Regions from separate parts of the Homo sapiens genome. Here region 2 is linked to region 1. Evidence: chromatin contacts called from ENCODE Hi-C data. All regions are on one chromosome and are shown on one strand. Each heading gives the region's core, a stretch centred on a gene start or an enhancer-like site at or near the end of the contact. The rest is flanking DNA. Distances are from core to core; before and after follow the strand shown.

Evidence for each region. Hi-C counts contacts between places; a loop is a spot of excess contacts on that map. Pooled maps may share reads with other maps.
Region 2: a map of DLD1 shows a loop between it and region 1 (7-fold over the local background). The contact joins two enhancer-like sites. A Hi-C loop is called at or near these places in 1 of 168 maps with a recorded cell type or tissue (DLD1) and 1 of 50 pooled maps.

What each region holds. Positions count from the first base shown.
Region 1 is chr18:10,235,610-10,241,703 of GRCh38, forward strand. No RefSeq gene overlaps it. Among named protein-coding and RNA genes, the nearest start is that of LINC01254, 180 kb to the right of the region's middle. Within about 2 kb of position 3,687, at least 2 of the 41 ENCODE cell types and tissues checked have a DNase peak (open chromatin) inside an H3K27ac peak, as active enhancers do.
Region 2 is chr18:10,281,973-10,288,066 of GRCh38, forward strand. No RefSeq gene overlaps it. Among named protein-coding and RNA genes, the nearest start is that of LINC01254, 130 kb to the right of the region's middle. RefSeq lists enhancers at 1,085-1,585, 1,586-2,086. Within about 2 kb of position 3,404, at least 3 of the 41 ENCODE cell types and tissues checked have a DNase peak (open chromatin) inside an H3K27ac peak, as active enhancers do.

The DNA.
Region 1 (6,094 bases), core at 2,437-4,936:
ATTATAAAGGCCCAAGCTGGTCTTGGGTTCAGCTGAAGTTGGGCTTCTGCCATCGGCACCACTTTCCCTCTACTTGGGGAAGATGAATGTGCCTCATAAATGAAGAATAAACAAAACTTGATTACCTGGGAGCCAGCCCCTCACTGGGAACCCAGCCAGCCCCTGCACAGAGTTCCGATCTGGTTTGATAAGTAAAAGGCAAAACCTAGTAAAATACTCTGACATCAGAGATTTCTTTAAAACAAAACCTGCTTCCTTGCAGGGGTTGATGCCCATCCTTGGTCCACATGGTCCCCAGGTGTGCTGTAAATGCTGATCTATGACAAGGCTGCAATTTCAGAATGATTGCCCCCGGCTGCAGCAAGATCCTTCACCATCACAGAAAGACTCGATTTTCTTCAGTTCTATGGAGGGCAAATAAAAGCATGCATATATTTTAGACACGTCTTTCACATGGAAGATGGAAACAACCTGTATTTCCTGGTTAAAACAAACTTAATCCCCCAAATTCAAGTCACTATAACATACCACAGCCTCCAATATTTTTAAAATAGATAATAAAAATCACTATTTATTGATGGCTTATTATGAGCCAAGAACTTCATGCACATTACCACCTTTAAGCCTTCCAGTCACTTCAAGAGTTGGTGTTATCTGCATGGTACAGGTTGCAGCTCGTGATGGCGTAGTCAGTGAGCAGTGACCCAGGTTCAATGCTTAGACCATCCAGGGCTCACATCTACGTTCTTTCTTTCGCACCCTGTGTCTCCCAAGATGCTTTTAGAGAGGTATGCGTTGCTTCATCTAAATTCTGCTTCTGTTGGCAAAGCAGGTCCAGGTTCTCTTTTCAGGTAACCATGTCTCAATCTTCCTCTCCAGGTTAATCCAGGGTTACCCTGGACACCATGCTCAGCATAGAGGTTGGACTTTTGGGTGGATCCAAGAAGAAATGGTGGAGAAACTGTCACCACACTTTGAGAAGTTTGAAATTTCCCTTAGACTTTCCTAAAAAGTGATTTTGAAGAGGCAAGGGGTGGGGCCAGAAAGCAGGGCCCCCCCCAATTCTGGGAGCGAGGCACGGAAGGATGGCACATACACCCACCTGCTAGAGGAAGCCTCCAGCCCAATGCTACGTCGTCCGTCTGTCTGTAGATGGGAAATAACCACTGCAGTTTCCCTGGGTGGCCCTAAGGGTTAAATGAGAGAGCGCCTGCCTATCACAGTGCTTACTTGTGGCCACTTGTTCTGTATTAGGTAAATCTGGACCTGTAAACAGGTGAAATTTGACAAAGGACATGTGCTTATCATCATGGAGTGGCCATTGTGGCTTTTCAATATGGCAGTATTGACTGAGGCTGGTCTGTGGACTGGCTTCCGGACGCGATCCTTTTCCTTTCTTCCTGTGCTTGATTGACCTCCATAGTAGAATTATACTGAATTCAAACACATCCCACTGCTTACAGTCTGAAACTACCCTGCAAAATCAAGCTGAGTCCATCTTGGGGCTGGTCCTCAGCCTTCATGCTGGTGGCCGGTCTGGAAGCCCTGGAAGGAAGCCTCTCCCTCCGGCTTCTAGGCCTGTTCCAGAAATAGATGCTCACGTACACATGCTCCAGAAACGCAGACCCGAAGACAATTTTTTCTGAAGACTCTTCAGCTTCCTAAAATGTGCCTGGGTTTTGAAAGAAGGTAAAGAGATGGTTTTAATCTTGGCCAAACTGAGGGAAATCGTCACAATGAGACCATGACTTATCAGTGCAATTGTTTATCAATAGTAAAATAACTCAAAGAAAAGTTCATGGCCAGTGTTAGGTGTGGGGTGCATACTTGGTAAGTGCTGACTGTGTGTTCACGCTTTGAAGAGGCCAGAGGCCTCCAGGTTTGCCCATCTGGGATTAGCATGAGCTGGCTTCCCTCGCTTGGGGGGAGCACTTCGGAGGCTGCCAAAGTGTGCTCTCTTCCAGGCCTCATTACAGACTCACGAGGACTGGGTGAGGCCATATTATTATTCTTCTCTTCTAGAGGAGAAGGAAGAGGCTTGAAGGAGATTGTGAGTTGCCCAAACCAGTAACAGCAGTGGCAGAGCCATGGTGAGACAGCCACGATGGTCATTACCAGCAGCCACAAGAAGGGCAATATTTATCAAGCTGTTTCGTCTAGCCAGCACCATGGTGGGTCAGCCCTGTGAGGAAGAGCAGCATTCCCTGCAGACCAGGAGGCGGAGTGCAGGGTGGTGGGAATCTGCTCAGTGAGAGGCGGAGGTGGGGCTGGGAGCTGGGCTCCTTGCTCTCCACACCCCCACTCTGGACACCTGCCCCCAGTGTCTTAGCTTTCTCCCCATGGCCCTGTGAGTCTCTCTTCCTGCTGAGCCAAGGGCCCTGCAGAGGCTCTTTCCCATGTATTGGTGGCACATTCTGATGGCTACTTCCAGCTGGAGGACACCTACGAGGACGGAAAGTTGAAGCAACAAAAGGATTTTGACATTTCATTCTAACTGGGAGAGGCTGAACCAACAGATAGGGGTGTGTGTGTGTGTGTGTGTGTGTGTGTGTGTGTGTGAAAGAGAGAGAGTGGGAAAGAGACAGAGACTGAGTCTGCCATCCCCTAAGATCTCTGAACGTGTGTACTCTAGCAAGTGTGACTGTCTCAAAGCCTAGTTGTAGCTTCCATTGCCCAGCAGCCTTACAGATGACAAGAGCAGGCATGGTTTGAAGACATGAAAAGTAGCCACGCACAGTGGCTCATGCCTGTAATCCCAGCACTTTGGGAGGCTGAGGCAGGCAGATCACAAGGTCAGGAGATCGAGACCATCCTGGCTAACATGGTGAAACCCCGTCTCTACTAAAAAATACAAAAAATTAGCCAGGCGTGGTGGCGGGCGCCTGTAGTCCCAGCTACTCGGGAGGCTGAGGCAGGAGAATGGCGTGAACCGGAGAGGCGGAGCTTGCAGTCAGCCGAGATTGCACCACTGCATTCCAGCATGGGCTACAGAGCGAGACTATGTCTCAAAAAAAAAAGAAAAGAAGACATGAAAAGCAACATGATCACCTCACTAGAGTGAAGAAATTAAATGGGAATTAAAATTCCCAGAACCTAGGACCCTGTTTTGTCAGCGAGAAAGTCCCACCTTAGCCCTGACTTCAAAATATGAATTGATTGATTGGTGTTTAGTTACAGGGCTCTTGTGCAGCGCTTTGATCTTCTTACAGGAGAAGAGTAACTTTCCACGATAAAAGATGACTTCTGATGACAAGAAAATCTATCAGCTCCCATCGTGCTGAGCTCTCCATCCTCTGTCTGGCATTCTTGAGCACGGGCTTCCCGATGGGGTCCTTCAGAACTGAAAACCTGGGGAGACGTGTCTGGAAGACAAGGCCCGGGCAGCAGGAGGCAGGCAGCAATCCTCAGAGTCATTTTAATTTTCATTTGTAGCAAGCATAAGGTAAATGCATGGTCTTGTTATCTCCAGCCATAGGTACTGATGTACACCGCACACAATCATGTTTTTCCACGTATTTGGGCGAGTTTGCGGCTGAGATGAAGAAAAGCAGGAAGGGCGGTGGGGAGGAGGAGGAGAGGAGATAAAAACACAACTTCTAAGGCTCCTTTAAATTGTACCGTCTTGAGCATAGAAAAGCCTGAATTATGTAAAAGCTGGCCAGATGCCCACATCTGGCAACAGTCAGATTGTTTGGTAAGCAGGAGGTTCTCCCAGCAGCACGCAGAGCCGGGTCCACTCTGGAAAGAATGTGGAGTCTGTGAGAGGTTCTTGGGACCTGGCGGCCAGACGGCCCTGCCAGGTAGGAGGGCAGCGTATCTGGTCACTTGACCTCGTGTGCAGGTGAGATGAGTGACAAGCTCCCTGCCAGGCCTTTCTTAGAATGGTTCAACCCCAGGCTTGTTTCTGTGTGAACTAAAAACCATGCCTCTGCTGTGGTGTCAGACTTGGAAATCACATTTTTGTTCAGGTCTTCCAAAGGTTCTTAGGGGGAATGAGACCCTTTCTTGTGTTCTCCTGCTGCAACTTTAGTCCCCTGACTCCTATAGACTGCTACCTGCCAGTCCCGAAAGCCATGCCAGAGCAGCATCCCATGTAACCATTTTCTGTTTGCTGCTATTAGGCCCTGACACTTCTGGGGCTCATGGAGACCCTGAATCGGGGAACTGAGAGCCCAGCCACGCTTTGCTCCATGTGGGTTTTCCATGCTGGCTGTGTATCTTCCAAACAAGTACTAACCTGGCCTGGTTTCTGCAGTTCAGACCTACCAAGCCAGTTGAGGTAAATGCAGAAATTAAAGTGTGCATTCTTTCCTTAGAGGAACAAAAGAAGAAAACACGTTAAGCAAACACCTCGGGAACTGTTTAACGCAAGCCCACGGCCTGGCATTGCATTCTGGGGCAGGATGGTAGTAGCCACAGGCAGGAACACACCACGCAGGCTGTGCCTGCGCATGGAGAAACCATGGCTCTTTCAAAAAAAAAAAAAGGTCTTGAGGCCTCTTTGCAAATCCAGCCCTGAAGTATCTGGTATGATTTAGATTTGTTCATAAAAAAACACAGTTGGTTTCTGTTAAGTCAACAGCATTTGAATTTCGGCTCAGATATTCAGTGCTAGCAAGATCCTTTATGATTTCTCTCTGTGCATGCTGCATTTTTCAATGTCTGGCCAGCTCTTCTGTTTTCTTCTTTCCATAGAGAGGAGCAGAGGAGAAAAGAAGAGAGAGGTGGGAGCTGCGAGAATACATATGTGAATCTTATCTTCACTGCTAATCACATACTTGCATGCTTAATGATTTAGCTACTATTTTAAAAGACATCCTCTGTATTTCCTCTTTCCTATGGTTACCATTTCCTATAAAAAGTGGTTTGGAAATTTGACTTAAGCTTTAACTCAGTGGACTTAACCCCACAGGGACAATTTTCAGTGTCTCAGTAGGAGATCTGGCCCCATTGGTGAGCCCCACAGCCAGCCCATCTCAGAGGAAGCCTCCTCAGGGACATGAGCCTGACAAATGTCGCCTGGGTAGGCAGCAGGATGCAGAAATGCAAGAGGCATTTGACACACAGTGGCCCACGTCTCCATTCTCCTGTGTCTCTGGATTATGGACATCTCTTAAAAACCGAATTCAGTTTAACCTTACATCTAGGAGTCTCAGAATCTTGCTCTAGAAAAGCTAGAAAAAAAAAAACAATTTGGAAAGTCCATGAAGAGGACAGCCAGGCATGCAGCATTTGTTGCAGGCCAGTCTTCCTTGCAAATGGCATTGGTTGGGATTGGGGGTTACTGGGGGAGTTGAAATAATAATATAAATAATAAAAGTAACTCTTTCTGCTGGATACTTGCTTGAACTGAATACTGGTCTAGGTATAGCACATGGTTTGTCTCATTTGCCTCCAATCTTGGGAGACATTTTCTTAGACATCACTCTCAACCAGACAAAAGAGAAGTAACGCACTGTGTTAAGCCAGGACTGATCTGGGTGGTCCTCTGTATTTGCAAACTATGGGCCCGCAGAGGGGTTGGTGCAGATTCATAAGCCAAAAAAACAGTCATTAGAGCATGAGCCTTAGAATGAGATGGAACTGGATTGGAATCTTGGCTCTGCCATTTATTAGCTATGAAACCCTGGGAAATCATTTAAACCTTATTTTCCTCATTTATAAAATGGATAAAATATATCATGGGGTAGTATGAGGATCCATTGATAAAAAGCACATAAAATGCATAGTATGATGCTTGGCCAATAACAGGGGTAATGTCATCACCATTATTACTCCTAGGAAACATTATTAGGTGGTTTGAGCCATGAATAAATAGATTTTTCCAATATGGTCCTTAAAAAATAAAAAGAATCCAATTAGTCATCTAAAATCTGTCCTCCTCTAACCCTCAATCACAGACTTGGACTCTGACACTTGGCATCTTAAAAATGTGCTTGGTCTGCCCCGGGGGTGCCGGCTCCCTGGCAGAGCACACCTGGGGAGTAGGTGTTGAAAGTCACAATTTAGCATTTCAACTGCATCTTCCAGATAAAGCACAAAGAACACATACATTGAGGGCACCTCAAACCAACACATGACCAGTAAGCTCAGA
Region 2 (6,094 bases), core at 2,154-4,653, 46 kb after region 1:
AAAGATCACATTTGACAACTGATGATAATCTGTTTGTTATCCCTGGATCTTATCATAGAAACTCAATTACAGTCAAGTACTATCTGAAGCACAAAAATGCTATTGAAATGAATGGTTTGAACTTTTTTAAAGGTCACATGTGAACCTCATGGAATGTGATTTTGTTGATGTGGGCATTGAACTTTTCCACACTTCTATTCTCCCTTCCTCTTGAAATGCACTGCTTTCCCCAGACAGAAATGGCTAGAAAGTCATTTCATCAAGAGAACACCTTTCCTTTGTTTTTGTGTAGGGCTCCCTTCTGCTGCTAAAGTCTTGGCAGCTGTAATGTTCACTCTCTGTTGTTCAGGGATTTCACTTTGGTTTTTGGTGTTTTAATTAGAATCATTACAACTCTGTACTTGATGGCATCTCTTTGGGGTGGTGTGTGATATGTGATTCTCAGTCTCTACGAGCTACCAGCTCCCTGAGAGGACAGAAGGAAAGAGGCCCACTTTCCAACACTTTTTCTGATGATTAGAACCAGCTTACAACTCCAGCAATGTTCCCCAACACTCTGAACACGAACTCTGTCAGACACGTGTCCATCAATACCTGATTTAACCTCTATAGCCAAGGTATGAAGGCCCACTGTGGACGTCTGGAGCATGGGCTCACAGGGGTAAGAGACTCCCCCTAGAACAAAGCTGTCCTAGGTGAGGGCATCTTCCAGGGAAACAGCTCCTTGGAGGGGTAGGTTCCAAAGGACAGAAAGGCCTGTGTTTGGGAAGTGACTTTTTATTAGCTAGCCTTGCCATTCTGCCAGATGATACTTGCATTTCTTCATCTGCAAAAGGGGATGGTATAACTACTTACAGGGTTCTATGGAGATAACTGTCTATGTCCACACACCTAGAACCAGGCATAGATTCTCAATGATCATTTATTGACTATAGAAAGGTTTTAAATGAAATACACAGGTTAAACATTCTCTTTAAAAAGAGAGCTTGAAGGAAAAGTGCTTAAAGACCTGGCAGATGAAGATCCATATTTCATCTTGCCTACAATTTTCAGTTGTACATTGTTTCAAAATTGAAGCAGGCTTTAAAGCACTAAGTGTTAGTTCATGCACATGTTTCCCTGGAAAAGCATAATTAATGAGCCAGGTGCACATGGAGGAAGCAAGAGAACGGCCAAGCCCCAGCAGCTGGGTGAGGAAAGCAGCGAATGACCAGTCAGTGGAGAGGCAGCAACACTCATGCCTGGGCTGTGGCAGGAAGAGCCATGCCTTTGCAGAGTCAATTCAGAGCACCGTGTGAGTTTGGGTCCATTCTGCCCTTTGGAAGGGAGGACTCTTCTTCATTTCTAAGATGTTGCTAAGGGAGAAGGGGTGAAAAACTGCAGACGTCTCTTTTTTCCTTTTTGCTTCTAACTCTTTCTAATGCTCAGAGAAATCCCCAGTTTATGAACCTCCATGGTAAGCAGAGGTACCTCCCACTCAGAAGCTGAACACGGCAGATCCTCATGTCCCAGCCTTCCTGGAAACAGAGGGCAGAGGCCCCTCCACAGAGGGCAGCAGTGTCAGCAGGCTAGAAATGACAATGGGGCCCCATGCCAGGGTGGGCAGTGGGCAAGTCCCAGCTCGAGTGCCTGGCAGTGAGGGCCACGTGTCCTCTCCGGCCAGGCCTGGGTGGGATTTGAGGTTTAAATAAATTCATCTGCTGCTCAAATAAGTCAGTTGGTTTCTGTCCTTACAATGAATAAGTCTGACTGGGCAATGTCTTATTTAATTAAAGTATTTAATTTTACATCTTTCCTCTTTGTCCTCTGCACACTTCCCATGTAGTCCATGAATTAATTGAAGATGTTGCCTCTTTTGCAAACTCTTGAGCCAACGTATTTTCTACTTCCTTGGGGTACTTGTCTTCTGTTTGAATGAAATGCTACCAGAAATTGTTCATGTTTTGAGATCACCTACACTTATCACCCACTAAGCTCAACTTTCCCTCCTGGAGGAGGCTAGAGGCAGCCTGTCCCCTCCTCTTTCCTGTCTTTTATGCTTCTCAGCACCAGCCAAGGCTCCAGCTAAGACAGGAGCGCTGCTCCAAAGTGGCCAAGGTGGATTTGCATCCTGCCTGTTCTTTGCAGAGCCATTAAGCTGTGCGGGTACCCAGGTGATCACTCTGCCAACCCTTGTGATGTGACATCAGGCAACTACATATCAGGGACTCAAATTCAGCTGCTAATATTTTTCGTGTCCTTGAGTTAACTAAGAGGCTGGGTTGAGAATTTTAAAGTAATTCAAAACAGATTAAAACTCTTCTGTATATTTGTTGTGACTTTACTGGGTTTACCAGGAAGATGGAGAAATACACAAAAAATATGGAGCTCTTACATGTAATGAAAAATTCAAATAATTTTTTCAGTCTCCAAAGTTCAACTGTAGTCTCTAATCTGTCATGAATCAGGCCAGTTTCCCATTACCTTTAGTGAATTCACATGCCATGGCCAGGACAAAAACTTGAACCTGGTCATATTCCTTCTAGGGTGGACCAGGCAATACAGACAGACCCGGCAAGGCAGTTTGAACAATTTGCTTGCACTCAGAAGAGGAATGTGGGCCCCCGGAACACAAGCCTCTACGAGACTTGAAAGCAAATCTGGGTTTTCCCATCGCCTTTATGTTTTATGAGGGTTGGGGAAATGTTGGCTGTTTACTAATTATCAAAGCTGTTTTTATGACTTCCCCAAAGGAAAACAAAAAAGGAAAGGGCCCAAGTGTATTCATTTAGGCCTGGGATGAAAGCTTGACCTTTAGCGCACTTGGGGAACTGGATGGTTTGTAGTGCTGGAAAATAAAACTCGGAATGCATGTTCAGGAAAGCAGGAAGCTTTGAAGTTGAAAAAGCCAAACAGGAACAGCTGTCGTGATTGGTGCGGTGCACATTCGGCCTGACGTGACAGACCTGTCCCATGCACTGTCCCTGTGCCTGAGGGACAGCTGGGGAGCAGCAAGGAGCCTTTCCTTTCATGGGGATTTCTGCTGGTGTCCCTTGGACATACAACTCCTGATTCATGCAGGACACAGAAAACAAGCCCAGAGACCACCGGGGACCTTGAGGTCTGCCCCAGAGGAAATAACGTGGCCATATTCACACAACCAGTCTTGCAGGGAAGCCCCACATACAAGGAAAATAGAAGAGAGCATGCCATTACTGTTGAAAGTTTAATTATAATGATTTAAGGCTATCAATCAAGTTTAACTGGAACACAAACACGTCTGCCTTTTTAGCTTCTGAGACTCTGGAATTGGCGCCCAGTGGAAAAATATTTTCTTCATGGAAATTTTTAGTTTCACATTAGGATCTACATGTTGGGTAAAATGCCATCCATTACCCCCCAAATTAGCATAAAATATTCTTTTCCCCAGAGAGGATGTGAAAAATCTTTGAGGTTGTCAGTTACCATAACCACTGGGTTCCAGTATTTATTTGCGTTCCTACTTTGGTCTCTTTTCAATGGACAGGCCCTTTACGGCTTCCTTCCTCTTTCTACCAGCGGAAATTGAACAGTAAAAATGGTAAATAACTTGGTTCTACCAGTTCCCAAGATCTAGATTCTTTCTTTTATATACTCTCTTAAAAATCAGTTCAGCTATGGCACTTTCTAAAAATAAAATTTAGCCTTGCTTTTATTGTTCTCCTAGCTTTGTGTTAACCTGTTTGAAGAACTTATGACAATGAGCCATTTCCAAGGAACATCGCTGGGTTGACATTCCCAGATGCTTGCGAACTGGGTTTGTAGCACAGATCCACTCTGATTTGAAATGTACACTTTCCTATAAGTGCTCTCCAAATGTACATTTATTAGCAGCGTTCCCTCAAATGTAAATTTTGCATTGGGATTATTTCAGCAGGGCCCCCCTTGTTTTTCTTCACTGCAACTGTGGGGTATCAGTTGCTGTGGTCCTTATCCAGAAGGCAGAAGGAAGAAAATGGCACCAGGGCTTTTAAATTGCAAACAGAGGAGCTGTTGTGTAAAGTGTTCAATGATTACCATTCATCATGCAGCCACAACAACAAAACACACCACAACACCTGAGGGACAATACTGGGCTCCATGGTGTGAACCCAGAAAATCTGAGACAGGTCTCAGTTAATTTAGAAAGTTTATTTTGCCAAGGTTGAGGACACACGCTTGACACAGCCTCAGGATATCCCAACAACATGTGCCCAAGGTGGTCAGAGCACAGTTTGGTTTTATACATTTTAGGGAGACATGAGACATCAATCAACATATGGAAAACGAACATTGGTTCGGGGACCACACAGAAAGGTGGGTCTGGGAGGGAGCTTCTTGGTCCATAGATAGATATGAGACAAACTTTTGCATTCTGTTGAGTTTCTGATTCGCCTCTCCAAAAAAAGGCAATCAGATATGCATTTATCTCAGTGAGCAGAGGGGTGACTTTGAATAGAATGGGAGGCAGGTTTGCCCTAAGCAGTTCCCAGCTTGACTTATCCCTTTAGCTTAGTGATTTTGGGGGCTCAAGATATTTTCCTTTCTCAATGGCTTCAGTTATGAGAATGAGAATTACCTGGTTCAGCACAGACTGCTTAGGAGAGGCCTGGGGCAGAAAGTCTTGGAGTTTAAAAGGATCCGAGTTACTGGAGCCCTAAGCCCCTTGGGCGCTCCTGTCTATCCCTGCAATGACTTTACCCGGCAGCTGATGAGCCCACTTCTCAAAGGAGTCACCTGGATCTTGTAAAAATGCAAATGCGAGTTCAGTGGGTCTGGGTGGGGCTGCATTTCTCAGAAGCTCCTCTGGGCAGGGAGAAGCTCTGGCATCTGCTCTCAGTTCCATCCCTGTGGTTTTGTCCCGAAGGCACTGGGTGAGGCCTCTTCCTGAAGCATCCTGGGTACCTGCGCTGATGCTCCCCTCTGCACTCTGGCCAAAAATAGCCCAAAATGAGGTTTTATTCTAAGCCCTCTGTATGGCCTTACTCTCAAATTCTAGAACCAGCTGTCCCAGGATTTCTCCAGTCAATAAGTATCTACATGCTTTTGTTATTAGCCTAAACATGCAACTCTCTCTCGCACTAAGCCCCTACTTGCTCTCAAGAAATTCCCCTGTGGCAAGATTGTGTTCTTCCTGAATATTTTAGGACTCACCCAGGAGATGTCATACACGTATCCATGGAGCTTTCCTGCTGTCACTCGGCATCTTGGCCAAGGGGTTCCCCAGCGGGTACCAGACCCCATTCTGAAATGGGGTTTGTTCTTCCTTTGACAGGAGATACTGCTGCAGTCACCGCTACTCCAGCGAGCACGCTGATGGCTTTCCCTGAACAGGCTGGTGGGGAGTAAGTGTTTCTCCTCCACATTACACTAGACTGAGGTGGGGTTTCACAGAACTTTGGATTAAGGTGGGAGCTGGTTCCAAATTGTTGGAAAAATTGTCTTGAGGGGAGCTTGGAGTCCTGGAAATAACATGAGCTGTGGAGTCGAACATCACAGCCCAGTGGTAGGTGGCATTTGTGCTGGGCCTGCCCGAGCAGCCTGTCAGGGACAACCTTCAGAGACAGTGTCATAACAGGTGTGCACACCCTGCTACACATTCATCTCAGGGTGAGCTGTCGGACCCTCAGGCTATGGGACTGTTGTGCCCCATGGTCAGGGTGGCATTGGCTCCTCCTCCCCTGGAATGGACAGGGACTGGGGAACCACGTCTGGATTTGTAATTGTCTAATGTGGAAGTCTGCAGCAAAGTTTGCCCCATCTTCTTGTGGTTGGCAAGCATGATGGTATATGTGCATGTGTGCATGTGAGTGTGTGGGGGGTGAACAAAATTGATATCCTAAGCATTTGTCTGTGCCCACTTTGAAGGAGGTCACCTCTGTATTTTGGGAGGGATCCTGCTTCAAAGGCGTGGATCTTTAACGTGGATATTTGAGGCACCATGTGAGAGCAGGAGAGGCCCAGAGTGCCTCAGGTGGGTCCATGTGGAGGATGGGAGGACCTGACTTCCTGGCTCTGACTGCCCAGCAGGCGTTTGTCTGCAGACGCTGCTTCAGCAGGGAGAAGCTACAGAAATGCCACCCCCTGGGTGGGACAG